Regions from separate parts of the Homo sapiens genome. Here region 2 is linked to region 1. Evidence: read pairs that join two places in POLR2A ChIA-PET (ENCODE). Cell type or tissue: OCI-LY7. All regions are shown on one strand.

The links. ChIA-PET counts read pairs that join two places held together with the same protein. Peaks named below come from ENCODE experiments on the same cell type or tissue, not always from the same donor. Only the 100,000 strongest peaks of a DNase experiment are listed, where the experiment ranks them.
Region 2: POLR2A ChIA-PET joins it to region 1 with 13 read pairs; 8 of 35 experiments call an interaction of 5 or more read pairs at or near these places.

What each region holds. Positions count from the first base shown.
Region 1 is chr21:33,235,365-33,243,364 of GRCh38, reverse strand. IFNAR2-IL10RB (IFNAR2-IL10RB readthrough) reads right to left here. Exons shown (of 13, transcript NM_001414505.1): 2 at 1,388-1,479. The coding sequence starts at 1,442. IFNAR2 (interferon alpha and beta receptor subunit 2) reads right to left here. Exons shown (of 9, transcript NM_001289125.3): 2 at 1,388-1,525. The coding sequence starts at 1,442. Among named protein-coding and RNA genes, the nearest start is that of IFNAR2-IL10RB, 9.4 kb to the right of the region's middle. RefSeq lists enhancers at 4,657-4,706, 4,847-5,076. In OCI-LY7, no CTCF peak of the experiment used is centred here; DNase peaks (open chromatin) are centred at 3,946, 4,284 and 4,554; H3K4me3 peaks cover 3,307 bases; H3K27ac peaks cover 6,622 bases.
Region 2 is chr21:33,295,198-33,303,197 of GRCh38, reverse strand. IFNAR2-IL10RB (IFNAR2-IL10RB readthrough) reads right to left here. Exons shown (of 13, transcript NM_001414505.1): 13 at 5,977-7,014. The coding sequence ends at 6,841. IL10RB (interleukin 10 receptor subunit beta) reads right to left here. Exons shown (of 7, transcript NM_000628.5): 7 at 5,977-7,014. The coding sequence ends at 6,841. Among named protein-coding and RNA genes, the nearest start is that of IFNAR1, 26 kb to the left of the region's middle. RefSeq lists an enhancer at 1,724-1,773. In OCI-LY7, CTCF peaks have their summits at 59, 260, 3,289 and 3,496; DNase peaks (open chromatin) are centred at 1,637, 2,007, 3,587, 6,857 and 1 weaker place; H3K4me3 peaks cover 3,124 bases; H3K27ac peaks cover 7,814 bases.

The DNA of each region.
Region 1 (8,000 bases):
ACGTCTGTAATCCCAGCACTTTGGGAGGCCGAGGTGGGTGGATCACACAAGGTCAGGATTCGAGATCAGCCTGGCCAACACGGCAAAACCCTGTCTCTACTAAAAATACAAAAAATTAGCTGGGTGTGGTGGTGCACACCTGCAGTCCCAACTACTTGGGAGGCTAAGGCAGGAGAATAGCTCGAACCCAGGAGGCGGAGGCTGCAGTGAGGTGAGATCGCTCACTGCATTCCAGCCTGGGTGACAGAGGGAGACTCTGTCTAAAAAAAAAAAAAATGGCTGGACACAGTGGCTCATACCTGTAACCCCAGCATTCTGGGAGGCCAAGGCGGTGGATCACTTGAGGTCAGCAATGTGAGACCAGCATGGCCAACATGGTGAAACCTTGTCTCTACTAAAAATACAAAAATTAGCCGGGCATGGTGGCGGGTGCCTGTAATCCCGTCTACTTGGGAGGCTAAGGCAGGAGAATCGCTTGAACCCAGGAGGTGGAGGCTGCAGTGAGCTGAGCTCACACCCTGCACTCCAGCCTGGGCAACAGAGTGAAACTATGCCTCAAAACACACACACACACACACACACACACACACACACACACACACACACGCACACGAGATTTTTTTTTTTTTTTTTTTTGAGACAGAGTCTTGCTCTGTCAGGCTGGAGTGCAGCGGCTCGATCTCGGCTCACTGCAAGCTCCGCCTCCCAGGTTCATGCCATTCTCCTGCCTCAGCCTCCCAAGTAGCTGGGACTACAGGCGCCCGCCACCACGCCCGCCTAATTTTTTGTATTTTTTAGTAGAGACGGGGTTTCACCATGTTAGCCAGGATGGTCTCGATCTCCTGACCTCATGATCCACCTGCCTCGGCCTCCCAAAGTGCAGGGATTACAGGCGCGAGCCACCGCGCCCGGACACACACGAGATCTTTAACATCAAAGAATTTCCTTGTTTTTGTTTAAGTACTTGGGCTGGCTGAGGGAATGTCCTCAGAGGCAATTGTCCATCCTAGAAATATTCACAGAATATGAATAAGCATGTTGCTAATTAATCAACTTTAGAGGTAAAAGACATTTATCAAAGATTGGGGAGGAAGAAAGCGTGTTAGGAGAAATTACTCTTCAAATTATGGCGAGGATAGTCCTGATTATTATTGCCTTAAGTCACTCATTTGTTTTCCTAAAATTAACAACAGGACAGGAATCTACATTGAATCTAAACTACTAGTGTAGGTTTCCTATTTGCTTTCCACTTAACTCCTGACACTAGGCAGGGTGGTACTGGGTCCTCTAGTCAGGGAAATGAGTTTGCGACTTCCTGCCAGTGCTCTCAGTGAGGATGGCATCACAGCTTGCTTCTATAAGAGCTAAGATAAAAAGCAGCACTTACCCATGAGAACCAAATTAAGTGATCTGAAGATGAAGGCATTCTGGCTCAAAAGCATCTTTGCTATTTTTAGAGTCTTCTCTTGACTTTTACATCTGAAATCAACATTAGGTGATCAAAATTCTGAAGTGTCTAATTAAACTGCAAATATAAAAATGGGAGCAAAGACAAGATAATGAGAGACCTGTAAGGAATAGTAAAATTCCTAGTCATTTACCCCATTTATTCAAGTGAGCCTGGTCTCAGCTTCTGGGCCCAATCCCCTACCTAGTCTGGGAGGAATTTTAAATTTAACTTTTGAACAGGCAACAGTCGTTGGGTTCAACAATTTTAAGCATTCAAAAAAAAAATTGTGAAAAGTCTTGCTCCCTTTAGAAAACTTTTTTTTCTTTTGTGAATCCTTCAGAGTATCTTCATGCATAAGCAAAAACAAATACATATTCCTAATTTCCCCATCTTTTAGACAAGAGATAGCATGTATAGTCCCTGTTCCACCCTGCTTTTTCCACTTAAAAATATGTTTGGAAGATCTTTCTATCCTTGTTTTTTAAATAGCTGGATACAGTTCTACTCTATAGACACACCATTATTTATATAATTAGTACCCCTACTATAGACATTTGAATTATTTCCAGTCTCTTCTGCAAGGAAATCTCTTTCATTTTGCACATGTGCCAGTTTAAGTGTGGGAAAATTTCCAGAAGTAGAATTGCTAGACAAAGGACATATCAGTTAGGGTTCTGGCAAGAAACAGCTCATTCAAATTAGGATACACGCTTTTTAAAAAAATAAATTTAAGGGGTACAAGTGCAGTTTTGTTAGATAGATATATTGCATAGTGGTGAAATTTGGGCTTTTAGTGTATCCATCACCTGAATAGTATACATTATACCCATTAAGTAATTTCTCATTCCTTAACTCCCCACACCCAATCCACCCTTCTCAGTCAGTAATGACTATCATTCCACATTATATATATGTCAATGTGTGCACATTTTTTATTAATAGCTCCCACTTATAAGAACATGTGGTATTGACTGTTTCTGAGTTGTTTCTCTTAAGATAATGGCCTCCAGTTCCATCCATGTTGCTGCAAAAACACGATTTCATTCTTTTTTATGGCTGAATATACTGTGTGTATATATATGTAACTTTTTTTTTTTTTTGAGACGGGTCTTGCTGTGTTGCCTAGCCTGGAGTGCCAGTGGTGCAATCATGGCTCACTGCAGCCTCAACCTCCCAGGCTCAAGCAATCCTCCCACCTGTCCCCCTAAGTAGCTGAGACTACAGGTATGTGTCATCACACACCGGCTAATTAAAAAAACCTTTTTTTTGTAGAGATAGGGTCTCACTATGTTGCCCAGGCTGATCTCAAACTCCTGGATTCTCGCCTTGGCCTCCCAAAGTGCTGGGATTACAGATGTGAGCACCACACCTAGCCACATTTTCTTTATCCAATCATTTGTTGATGGATACTTAGGTTGATTCCATATCTTTGCAACTGTGAACAGTGCTGTGTTCTGAGAAATTCATTGTTAGGCTATTTTGTTGTATGAACATCAGAGTATACTTAGACAAACCTAGATAGCATAGCCAACTACACATCTAGGTTATATGGTATAGACTATTGTTCCTAGGCTATAAATCTGTGCAGCATGGTACTGTGCTGAATACTGTAAGCAGTTGCAACACAGTGGCATTTGTGTATCTGAACATATTTAGACACAGAAAAGGTACAGTAGAAATATGGTATAATCTTATGGGGCTATCGTCATATAAAAGGTCCATCTTTGCCCAAGACATCATTAGGGGTTGCAGGACTATATTTACAAATGTGTGAGAGGGCTGTAGGCAAACCAGAAGGGAGAGTATAGAATCTGCAGCTCACAACATTGAGGCCTGTGACCACTCTGGGGCCCAGAAGGGAGACTCCAGAACCTGTAGCTCACAACATTGAGGGCTGTGACCACTCTGGGCCTGCAGAAGGGAGAATATAGAACCTGTAGCTCACAACATTGAGGGCTGTGACCACTCTGGGCCTGCAGAAGGGAGAATATAGAACCTGTAGCTCACAACATTGAGGGCTGTGACCACTCTGGGCCTGCAGAAGGGAGAATATAGAACCTGTAGCTCACAACATTGAGGGCTGTGACCACTCTGGGCCTGCAGAAGGGAGAATATAGAACCTGTAGCTCACAACATTGAGGGCTGTGACCACTCTGGGCCCCAGGAGGGAGAGTACAGAACCTGCAGATCACAACATTGAGGGCTGTAACATTCTGGGTCTGCAGAATGGAGGGTATAGAACCTGTAGCTCACAACATTGAGAGCTGTAGCTCACAACATTGAGGGCTGTCACCACTCTGGGCCTGCAGAAAGGAGAGTATAGAACCTGTAGCTCACAACATTGAGGGCTGTGACCACTCTGGGCCCCAGGAGGGAGAGTACAGAACCTGCAGCTCACAACATTGAGGGCTGTTACCATTCTGGGCCTGCAGAAGGGAGGGTATAGAACCTGTAGCTCACAACATTGATGGCTGTAATCACTCTGGGCCGGAGGGGGAAGAGAAGCCAACATTGCAATTTGTAAGGAGAAACTCCTGTATGAGCAGCTATGACATGAGACCACTGGACACAGCCAGACCAAGAGGACAGTGCAGGCAGGAAGCTGAGGGATAAATATCACTCACGGTGTCCCTTCCTTCTCTTATTTGGGGCTCCCCATCGGCTGAACACAACCAGAAGCCATAGGGCAAGGGGCCTGGAGTTGTATCCTTACCAGACAGGGTCCTGGGCCAACTAAACAGTGGGGAGAGGGGAGGGTGGGTCTGAAGAAGCAGACAGAAGAGACCTGGCAATGAAACTATGCATCTGTAATTTGGATAGAAACTGTCACACTGACCACCCGCGGGGCTATACCAATTTACATAACCACCTGCAATGTGTGAGAATTTTCGTTTCCCTACCGTTGCTTCTTAGAGGTATATCATCAAGTTCTTGGATTTTTCTCAAATTCATAAATGAAAAGTTGTCTTTCACATTAATATTAATTTGTATTTCTCTTACTCTTTGTGATGGAACACCTTCATCTTTTCATAGGTTTAAGAGCGATTTGCATCTCCTTCTCATTAACTGTTCGTGCCTTTGGCAATTTTTCTGTTGAGCTGTTGCTATTTTCTTACTGGTTTGCAGTTTTTTTTTTTTTTAAGTAGAAGGGAAACTGTGATATGAGTCACATCTTTTTCTTCTCTCCCCAGTTTGTCACTTGCCCTTTGAGTTGCTTGTGCTGTTTAAAAAAAACAACCCCCCCAAAAAAACACCCAGAAGTTTTTGAGTTTTATGTTTTCAGATTTAAAGGTATTTTCTTTCTTAGCTTCTAAATTTTGAGTCATAATCAGAAAGTCTTCCCTACTCCAAGGTGAGAAAGGAGTTCTTCAAGAAGAATTTTAAGGAGCCCCAGTAGATCTTGTTCCTTCTCTCTCTCTCAGATATTCTGTCCCCATCCATGTGACTAAGACCTATAGATTGTGGGCATTCTTCTGTCCCCCAAACACTGGGGAAATATCATCAAAATAAAAAAAGACCATGAAATCGCAGACTTGTCATGGCTTGTGGCGACTGTCTGTGGCTGGTGACATAGGAGTAAGAAGAATTTACCATGACAGTTTAGGTCAAGAAAGGCAGATTTATTAGAGAAAGTAGGAAAATACATTGCAAGGGAGCAATGGGCAGGTCAGTAAGAGACGAGTTGACTGCCAGGAGACAAAGGCTTGCTGGGGATTTTATAAAATGCAATTTAAGCTGAAGAGTGCTATGTGGAGGACTGACAACGCCAAGGTAGCAGGGAGCTAACTTGCATTTTTCGGTCAGCCGAGATGTTTGATGATAAGTTGAAGCATTTGATGATACGCAGGAAGATTGTGAGTTATGTGTGCAGGAGGGTCGTATGTCCTGGGCCATAAAGAAAGGCAGACCTATAGCTTATCTGCTTCTTCTTTTTGTTTGTATGTCCTGGACCATGAAGCAAGGTAGACCTATGGCTTATCTGCTTTATCTCTTTGCTTTCCCCTAGACCCCCAGCCTGACTCCTCTTCCCTAATTAGGACTTCACAAGACGAAGTTCAAGCTAAAAACAATGTAATTTTTAAGTCTTCTCTGCTGCCACAGTAACACATCCAACCTGGGGTATTCTCTTAGAGAAATCCAAGTGATTCCAAGTCAAAATTTCCAGCCTTGCTACAGACTCCACCACCCATGAGATATCCAAGCACGACTGCCTGGAACTAATCCCATAATACTGTACCCATTGAGAAACATCTGCTGAGATATCTTGATGTGTGATGTCATCTCCCATAATCAATCCACAGCAGAGGCGTTGCCTAGTTGTGAACATTCCCCTAGATACCACCACATCCAGATTGTAGAAGGGCAACTTCTTTATTTTTTGAGACAGGGTCTCACTCTGTCACCCAGGCTGGAGTGCAGTGGTGTGATCTCGGCTCACTGCAACCTCTGCCTCCTGGGCTCAAGCGATTCTCCCACCTCAGCCTCCCAAGTAGCTGGGACTACAGGCATTTGCCACTACACCTGGCTAATTTTTGTATTTTTTTTTTTAGAGATGGGGCTTTGCTATGTTGTCCAGGCTGGTCTTGAACTCTTGGGCTCAAGTGATCCTCCGGCCTCAGCCCCACAAAGGGCTTGGATTATGGATGTGAGCCACCATGCCCAGCCAGGGCAACCCCTTTATATTTGAACACCTGACCTGACCTCTGACATGTGGCCTCTGGTCCCCATTTGTCTCCAACGGTGGCACATCTTCATCTTTGTTATATATCTGCAGGAACACTCAGTCTCTTCAGCAGCCGAGAAAACACACACACACACACACACACACACACACACCCCATTCTCCCCCTCTGGGCCAGGGGATGGCTTCCTTCCTTGCTTTCTGGTGACTTATACTTCACTTGGAACCATATGCCTGATTACCAGATTCTTCTTGCTTGGAAAATATAATATCCCATCTTGGCATCGTGCCTAAATTGTTAATGGAGCTCCTTAAAACTCTTGCTGACTACAAATAGATCAGTCTTCCTAAAGCATGGCTCCTGTCAACAGGGCTAGTCTCAGTACCCCCAGGCCCTGCAGCTAGAAGGATCCTACACTTGGCTTGAGGTTCTCCTGTGGCTATCCTGAAATTCTTAACCATTTTATCTTTCAATGTGAGTTTTGTGCTAGGAGCCCCAGCTCACACTTGGATCCTTCCCCATCTCCTGCAGTTTAGGCTCCCAGCAGAGGAATCCCAGGCCCTGTCTGGCTTCAATCTCTATGCCTAACAACTGCTGCTGCTACTGTTGGCATGGGGCATCAACTGGGACCACATTCCGCTGAAGCCCTCCTGGTGCAGATGCTGGAGAGGTCAGGGCCAGCACTCCAGCCTCGCCCCATGGACTGGAGTCAGAGGGTGACTGGCTGGAGGTTGGGTCTGGCAGGGATGAGTCTCTGGGTCACTCTTGACCCAGGTACCTAGCATATCTGAGGCAGAGACGTAAAGACCCTTGGACGTGGCCACTACACTGTGGGTTAGGATGGTAGGTGCTTGGGAAAGGGAGATGCAAGGCTTGACTTCCACAGAGCCTGCCCCAGGCTGGATCGAGGGGAAGCTAGCAGGAGGGGGATGCCTAGAAGTCAGGTGCAAGTACATGCATCCTAGAGTCACCAGGGCAGAGGGGCCCCAGGGACCTGTGTGAATCTGCTCTGGCTCCCTCGGTATCCCTGAGCCTGAGGGAGGGCTCCCTTGGGTGGCTCTGTGCCTGGTGGAGACCCTCTCTTCCTCTTTGCAATCTTCCTCTGTCTGGCTTCAGTTTGCTTCTTCTGGCTAGTTCAAGGGAACCTCCCAAGATGTGCTGTAAAGTACTAATGGTATAACTTGGCAATTCCATATATGAATTAAATGCTCTTATTTAAATCTGGTTTTGCATAATATAAAGAACTGCAATATTCATGCTAATAATTCAAGTTTTTATTTTTATTTTTTATTTTATTTTATTTTTTGAGACAGAGTCTCACTCTGTCCCCCAGGCTGGAGTGCAGTGGCGCAAACTTTGGCTCACTGCAAGCTCCGCCTTCCGAGTTCACTCCATTCTCCTGCCTGAGCCTCCAGAGTAGCTGGGACTACAGGCGCCCGCCACCACACCCAGCTAATTTTTTGTATTTTTAGTAGAGACGGGGTTTCACAGTGTTAGCCAGGATGGTCTCGATCTCCTGACCTCATGATCCACCTGACTTGGCCTCCCAAAGTGCTGGGATTACAGGCGTTAGCCACCATGCCCGGCCTATTTTTTTACTTAGAATGATATTAAATAGCAAACAAAAAAACATTACGTGTTGAGAGAGAGAGACTGTGGAAGAAAAGGCTTTATATTTTAGTACCTTTAGTGGTACTTTCTCAGGCATTTTTATTTGGCTCTGGGTGGGCCCTGTGAATTATGTAGTGAGCTCAGTCTGTAGCTCACTGTTGCCTGACAATGCACCAAGCTCCTTAGGTTAAATTCAAGGCTATCAGCCTTTCCAGTTTTTCCTAGAGTTATTGTCCTGCTGAGCCCCAGGTGACAGG
Region 2 (8,000 bases), 60 kb before region 1:
ACCCGGGAACTAGCGGGAGGGAGAGAGGACAGGGCCAGGAGTAGGAAAGAACTGAGTCAGAGAGGATAACAATGTCTTCGTGGCTCCCCCTTCCCTACTCCCTGAGAATAAGGAGGCCTTAGTTGAGGTGCCTGAAGAAGGCCTTGGGCACACGTGCAAGGCTGGGAACACAGGTGTGCATAAGAGCATGGCCAGCAGGGGCCTGAGACCTTGACCGCAGCTCCCTCCAGGGACTGCAGTGCACTGGCTATGCCAGTTCTGGTCTGGAGAGGGAGCCTCCCTGTGAGGCCTCCTTGGTACAGCCTTAAAGTTGCCCAGGGTCAGTCCTGAAAAACCAGCCCTGGGATTCTAACTAGGAGCCGGACTCCTCATTTCCTGTCTACAGGCCTCAGGCGACAGTATACCATGGTGGTGTAATATCACTCACCTGAAATATCCCCCCCTCGACTTTCTTCTTGCCCCTTCCAGACACTGTCACACTTCTTCTGAGCCCAAAAGCCGTCCTTCTCAAAGGAGTTGGCTACACCTGCTGTCCCAGCTTCTCCACACCCTCCTGTTCACTCCTCAATACCATGAAGTCTAGACTTTATTGTCATCACTCTGCGGCAACAGGTCTTCCCAAGATCTCTAGATTAGGCTGGGTTCCCTGGAAACACACTCTGGAAGGAAAATTTGCATGTGGGAAATTCATCTGGAAATGCTCTTGGGGACAACACTTGTAAGGAGTGAGGAAAGTAGGATTGGGCAGAGGGAGAAGTTGGAGATGGATGATGATTCAGAGTTGCCTGAAGTTAACGCAAGGGGGCCCAGCCTTGGCACTCCCGCATGGAGCAGTCATCGGGGAACCCCCAGCTTCCATTTCCCTAGAAATGAAAGAAGTCTCCTGCCTGGCAGAAGGGGCGTGACTTATGCCTGATTGGCAGCTCCCTGGATGAGGAGCAGGGAATCGCTGAAAGTCCACCTTGAGCTCCAGCCTCTTGTTTTTAGAACAGTGCCTCACCCTGTTGCTGTTGGATTGAGAACCTCGATTCCCTGTTCGTTGTTGGCTGGAGGAGGCATCCTCAGGTCCTAGCCATGTGACTTCTCCAATATGGCAGCTTGCTTCATGCAAGTGTGCTGTCCAAGAAGGCAACAGAGAGAGTCTGCTGGCAAGATGAGAATTACAATCCTATGGAATCTAAGACAGCATCCTGTCACCTGTGTCGCTTTCCATGGGTAGAAGCAGGTCATTGGCACTGTCCACACTCAAGAGGAAGGGATTACTCAAGGGTGTGGCTACCAGGAGGTGGGGATCATGGGTGGCTATCTTAGATGATTGAGTCTGGAGCCAGACCACTTGGGTTCAAGTCCTGGCTCTGTCACTTCTTGCCTGTGTGATCTTAGGTAAGTGATTGAACCTCTCTGTGCCATAGTTTCTTTATCTGAAAAATGAGGCAGATAATAGTATCTGCTTAACTGGGTTGCTGTGGGAATTAAATGAAAATGTAAAAGTGCTTAGAACAAGACCTGCACATAGGAAGCAGTAAGTAAGGGTTGGCTATCGCTCCCACCCCATCAGCTCCATAGGGCAGGTGTGCAATGCGACCCTCAGGGGCAGCCCAGTAGCAGGCAGGCCCCAGGCAGAGGCCAAGAGGAGGGGAACTGCAGCTGGCTTGTGTTTCCTGTTTATATTGAATTGTTTAACCCAATTTAAAGTCTGTCCTTGCCATGACTCCTCCTGCTCAGAGATATTACTCCCACAGCTTTAACCTTCCGGTTATCTTTTTTATCACAATCCAACAGCAATAAATTTGACCTCGTAAAGTGCCAGCCCAATAGTCAGTGGCTGTTTAATTAAGAGTTCTCATGGGCATGGAAACAAAGACATTGTTTGGTGTCTGCTTGATTCAAACAGGAGTGGTGAGGTGGTCAGGAGACAGAACCATGGACCTGACTCAGGGAGAAAAATCATGTTGAGTCTCTGAGTCTCTAGTTCATAAAATAGACTTTGTTTTTTACTTCCCGTTTGTTTTTTAAGGAAGTTGATTTGCAACAGCATTTTCTGAACTAGAGAGTTCAGGAAATGGGACAGTGAGGCAGCATGCCCAGTCATTCTCAGCTAACTCCCTTGCTGAGAAGAGTAAGATACTAAGTTCCCGTAAAATAAATCTGAATGACCCTCTGCCCATCTTCTTCCCCATTTTAGATACTAAGAAGATATTAGAACTGGTCAGGGTAAAACAACAGAGTCTTTCCGTGCTGGATTAAGTTTCCTGCGGCAGAAGTAACAAATGATCGCAAGCTGGGTGGTTTAAAACAACAGAAATTGTCCAAGGAATGTAGCCCAGTAGGTTTCAGCCTTACTTTACCCAGCCCCTCTTCAAGATGGAGTCGCTCTGGTTCAAACACCTCTGAGAACGGCATCAGCAGATTGAGTGTCTGGTGAGGGCCTGTCCTCATAGGTGGCACCTTCTCTGTGTCCTCACATGGTGGAAGAGATGGGCAGCTCCTCTTTTATGAGGTCATTAATCCCATTCACCACCTCCTAAAGATTTCTACATACGAATTTTGGAGAGGCACAAACATCCAGACTGTAGCATCTGGATATCCTGTACAGAACATAACTGTTTTCTTTCACTTTGCATATTTGTTTTATTTTTGTTTTTCGCTTGCATATGTTTTATGGTGATTTGTTAACTTACAGCTCTCTGTTTAATCTGCATGTATAATTGTCATGTATCCCAAGAAGGCTTTTGTTTACCTTTTTTTTTTTTTTTGAGATGGAGTTTCCCTCTTGTCACCCAGGCTGGAGTGCAGTGGCACGATCTCGGCTCACTGCAACCTCCGCCTCCCGGGTTCAAACAATTCTTCTGCCTCAGCCTCCTGAGTAGCTGGGATTACAGGCACCTGCCACCACGCCTGGCTAATTTTTTGTATTTTTAGTAGAGACGGGGTATCACCATGTTAACCAGGCTGGTCTCAAACTCCTGACCTCAGGTGATCCACCCACCTCGGCCTCCCAAAGTGCTGGGATTACAGGGGTGAGCCACCGCACCTAGCCATCATTATTTATTATCCATTAATTCAACAAATATTTCTTTGTACCAGCTACTTAGGATTATCTTATTAGGCACAAAGAAAGGGGTAGCAACTTGGAGAATTGCTTCCCAGGTGGTCAGTGGTGAGCAGCCGAGAAGGCTGAAGTGCATGGGAAGGATGCATTCCTGGGGCATGTTTCCCAGAGACACTCACAACCCCTCAGGAAAGAAATCTTCCTGTGGAAGCACAAGGTAATGAGTGGAGTCAGTTAGCTGGGTATTAAAAGAAAGCGACCCCTTTGAAAGCCAGATAACATAAGGTCACACAGAAGTGCAGGTAAGCACGTCCTTTCAATCTATCATAACTGCTCTGCTACAGCAGCTGTTCTCCACCTTGACTGCAAACTGGAATCACCTAGGAGCTTTAAAAAATGCTGATGCAAAAATCCCTCTGCAGAGAGCTGAAATTCATTGGTCATGGTAAGGCCTGGGCATCCACATTTCTAAAGCTCTCCTGGCGGCCACAGTGTGCAGCTACGGCTGAGACCCATGGTTGTGAGAGGAAGGAACAAAGGTGCCCTGGAGGCTAAACCAGTCTGGGGATGGGTGTGGGAGGTATGTTAGGGGAGGGGCAGGAGCCCCAAAAGGAAGTGAGATATTTTCAACAAGGCGAGGCAGCCAGAAAGAGCGAGGAGGAAGGGTGGAAGGGGGTGAGGATGGCTTACACTGTCTTCCCCTCAGGGAATCTTTCAAACCAACTGGACATATGTTTTCTGCTAGAATGTCTGATTGGTGGCCCACAGATGCTCTGCTGAAACCCCTTCTGGTCCCAGAATTCTTGGACATTTTCCCACAGGTGTTCTTCCCTTAGTCACTTCCTGGTGAAGTGGCATCCTTTGTCTGGGGAAATACCCAAGATTCATTGTCTTATGCTAAGGAAATTGAAGTCACAGACACAGGAAATCGAAGACATGGACACACAAAAACTGGGTTTAACAGTGGAAGTTCAATAGTTGAAAGAAAGAAGAGAGAGCTTCCTTGTGCAGAGGGAGGGGGTGCGAGTGGGTCCGAGTGGGTTTCCGGGTTTGGGGCAAGATACGGTTGGTTTTACAGATGAGCTTGAAGAGGCAGTGTTTGATTTATATAGGGCATAGTGGATTGGTTGGGCCAGCTGTGCCATTTACATAGCCCACAAAGAGGCTGGCCATCCCACCCTAATCTTTTATTCTGCAGATGGGGTCTCTACCTGGCCAGCACCATGACACCTGCACACATGACGACAAAGAGAAGGGAGGAGGAACCTCCATATTGGATGTACTTGGCTTCCAGGTATCCCTTTTCTATTGGCACAGCTGCCGCATTCACCTGTGCAAGCTTCCAGCTTGCTAATCTACGCTTGCAGCTTGATTTTTCAGGCTTGTATCCTAACCACTCATATTTTCCATTCTTTTGTTTCTCTGTACTGTGCCCTGGATAATAACTTCTTTTTTCTTTAAAAAAGTGTAACAAGATCTTAAAATTCAATTTCAAAAATAATTTTTTATTTTATTATTTATTTATTTATTTAGAGATGGAGTCTCGCTCTGTCACCCAGGCTGGAGTGCAGTGGCACGATCTTGGCTCATTGCAGCCTCCACCTCCTGGGTTCAAGTGATTCTCCTGTCTCAGCTTCCCAAATAGCTGGGATTACAGGTGTGCACCACCACGCCTGGCTAATTTTTGTATGTTTAGTAGAGACGGGGTTTCACCATGTTGTCCAGGCTGGTCTCGAACTCCTGACCTCAGGTGATCCACCTGCCTCAGCCTCCGAAAGTGCTGGGATTACAGATGTGAGCCACCACACCCGGCCAAATTTTATTTCTATATACATGCAGCAAACATTGAAAAAAGTTTCAAAAAAGCAATCACAGATCTACCCTCCCTATGATGGTTAATTTTATGTGTCAACCAGCTAGACTGATTAGGTAAAATGCGAGTCTTGATGTTGGTGTGAAGGTATTTTTAAAGATGAGATTAACATTTAAATCCATAGATTTTTGAGTAAAGCAGATTACCCTCCATAATGTGGGTGAGTTTCACTTCTATCACTTGAAGGAAGGCCTTAAGAGAAAAGAAGCCTGAGGTCCCTTGAGGAGGAGTTAATTCTGCCTCCAGACTGCTTTTGCTCAAGCTGAAACATCCACTCTTACCTGGGTCTCTAGCCTGTTGGTCTGCCCTGCAGTTTTTGAACTTGCCAGCCTCCACAGTTCCTTCAAATAAATCTCTATGTTCATTCTATTGGTTCTGTTTCTCTGGAGAACCCTAATACCCTTCCTTTTCTCTTTCTTTTCTTTTTTTTCTTTCCTTTCTTTCTTTCTTTTTTTTTGACAGGGTCTCATTCCATCACCCAGGCAGGGCCGGAGGGCAATGGCATGAACATAGCTCACTGCAGTCTTGACCTCCTGGGCTCAAGCTATCCTCCCACCTCAGCCTCCTGAGTAGCTGGGACTACAGACACATGCCACCATGCCTAATTTTAAAACTTTTTGTAGAGAAGGGGTCTCACCATGTTGCCTGGAATGGTCTCAACTCCTGGGCCCAAGTGATCCTCCCACTTCAGCCTCCCAAAGTTCTGGGATTACAGAAGTGAGCCATTGTACCTGGAGACTCCCTTTTTTGCTCAGTTCTGTGTCTAATCTGTTGTTAAGCCTGTCCCCTGGCTTTTTAAACTTCCACAACTATACTTTTTATTTCTAGGTTTTTTTTTTTTTAATAACGGATCTGGCCCTTGACTGCAATTCTAGTTTTTGAAGCTTTAGACTGAGAGCTCCCAGATGACTGAGACCTAGTACCTAACACAGTGCCTGGTCAACAGCAGGCAGGGTCTAGGAAGTACTTGTGGAATGAGTGGACATCAAGATGGCAAACTAGAGCCTTTTTCAGTATCTAACAATGACACACAGGTAGTATCATGAACACATATAGTGCAACACAGAGTAAAACTTTAATGGAGCACCAGCAGCATATAAAACATATATAGGTAGAAAAATAAATTCAAAGTACTGCAAAGAATCCAAAAGTCCGTGCTCTGTGTAGCATTGAGCTGACCACCCTTGAGTTGAGGTCGATTTTCAGATCAGTCCATCCATAATCTGGTAGAATGTTACATCTACCAGATGTAACATCTCCATTCTTATTCCTCATTTTAAGTATTTCTGTTTCTCACAATTTTTTTTTTTTTTTTTTTTGAGATGGAGTCTCACTTTGTCACCCAGGCTGGAGTGCAGTGCCGCTATCTCGGCTCACTGCAACCTCCTCCTCCTCCTCCCGGGTTCATGCAATTCTCCTGCCTCAGGCACTCGAGTAGCTGGGATTATAGGCATGCGCCATCATGCCTAGCTAATTTTTGTATTTTTAGTAGAGACTGGGTTTCACCATATTGGCCAGGCTGGTCTTGAACTCCTGACCTCAAGTGATCCGCCTGCCTCGACCTCTAAGGTGCTGGTATTACAGGCGTGAGCCACTGTGCTCGGCCCTGTTTCTCACAATTAAAACATGATCTTATTTTAGTGATATAAAAGGCTGAAAATTACACTCTCAGTGGCCAACTTCTGAAAACATCATGAAAGCCTTTATAAGGCAGTGAGTTCCCAAATGGAGTATTTTTGCCAAGACAGCCTTTAAAATGTAGCTCTCTGGTGGCTAAGTCCAGGGTCTGGGAGTTCTAGATGTGGGGCTGGCTCAGATGGTCTTGGCCCTTGTTTGCTGCCCTGATCCCTCACTGAGGCAGATGTGAGATGGAGTACGTCACTGTGCCCAGCCGAGTGTGTTTCCTTCTCAGAGCCTAGCTTTGGGGCCCCTGCCCAGGCGGGGTCCCGAGGCTGCAGCTGTCACCAGGATTCTGCTTGCCGCTCTCAGAGTCTTCTGCAATGACACTTAGCTTGTCAAAAACATCATTCTCATCCGACAATGGAAAGGAGAAAAACAGAAGTGTGTTATGATGAGGATGGCCCAAAAACTGTGGAGGGAAAGAGGACAGTTAATGATCAATTTTCTCCATTTCTTTTTCTGGGTTTACAAAGATTTTTTCACAGAACTCCTGGCTGGAAAATCTATTTTATTTTATTTATTTATTTTTAATGTTTATTTTATTTTTTTGAGACAGAGTCTTGCTCTGTCACCCAGGCTGGAGTGCAGTGGCACGATCTCAGCTCACTGCAACCTCCACCTCTCAGGTTCAAGCAATTCTCCTGCCTCAGCCTCCCAAGTAGCTGAGATTACAGGCATGTGCTACCACGCCAGCTAATTTTTGTATTTTTAGTACAGATGGGATTTCACCATGTTGGCCAGGCTGGTCTTGAACTCCTGACCTCAGCTGATCCACCCACCTTGGCCTCCCAAAGTGCTGGGATTACAGGCGTGAGCCACGGCCTCTGGCATCTTTTGATTTATTATTTATTTTTATTTTATTTTTTTACAAGTGGGGATACTCACTGCTATACAAACGAAGATTTTTTTTTTTTTTTTTTTGAGATGGAGTCTCGCTCTGTCGTCTGGGCTGGAGTGCAGTGGCACAGTTTTGGCTCACTGCAACCTTTGCCTCCCAGGTTCCAGAGATTCTCCTCCCTCAGCCTCCTGAGTAGCTGGGACTACAGGTGCCCGCCACCATGCCTGGCTAATTTTTGTATTTTTAGTAGAGATGGGGTTTCACCACGCTGGCCAGGCTGGTCTTGAACTCCTGATCTCAGGTGATCAACCTGTCTCAGCCTCCCAAAGTGTCAGGATTACAGGTGTGAGCCACCATGCCCGGCCAATCTTTGGACTTTTTTTTTTTTTTTTTTTTTCAGACGGAGTCTTGCTCTGTCACCCAGGCTGGAGTGCAGTGGTGCGATCTCAGCTCACTGGAACCTCCACCTCTCGGGTTCACGCCACTCCCCTGCCTCAGCCTCCCGAGTAGCTGGGACTATAGGCGCCCACCACCTTGCCTGGCTAATATTTTTAGTA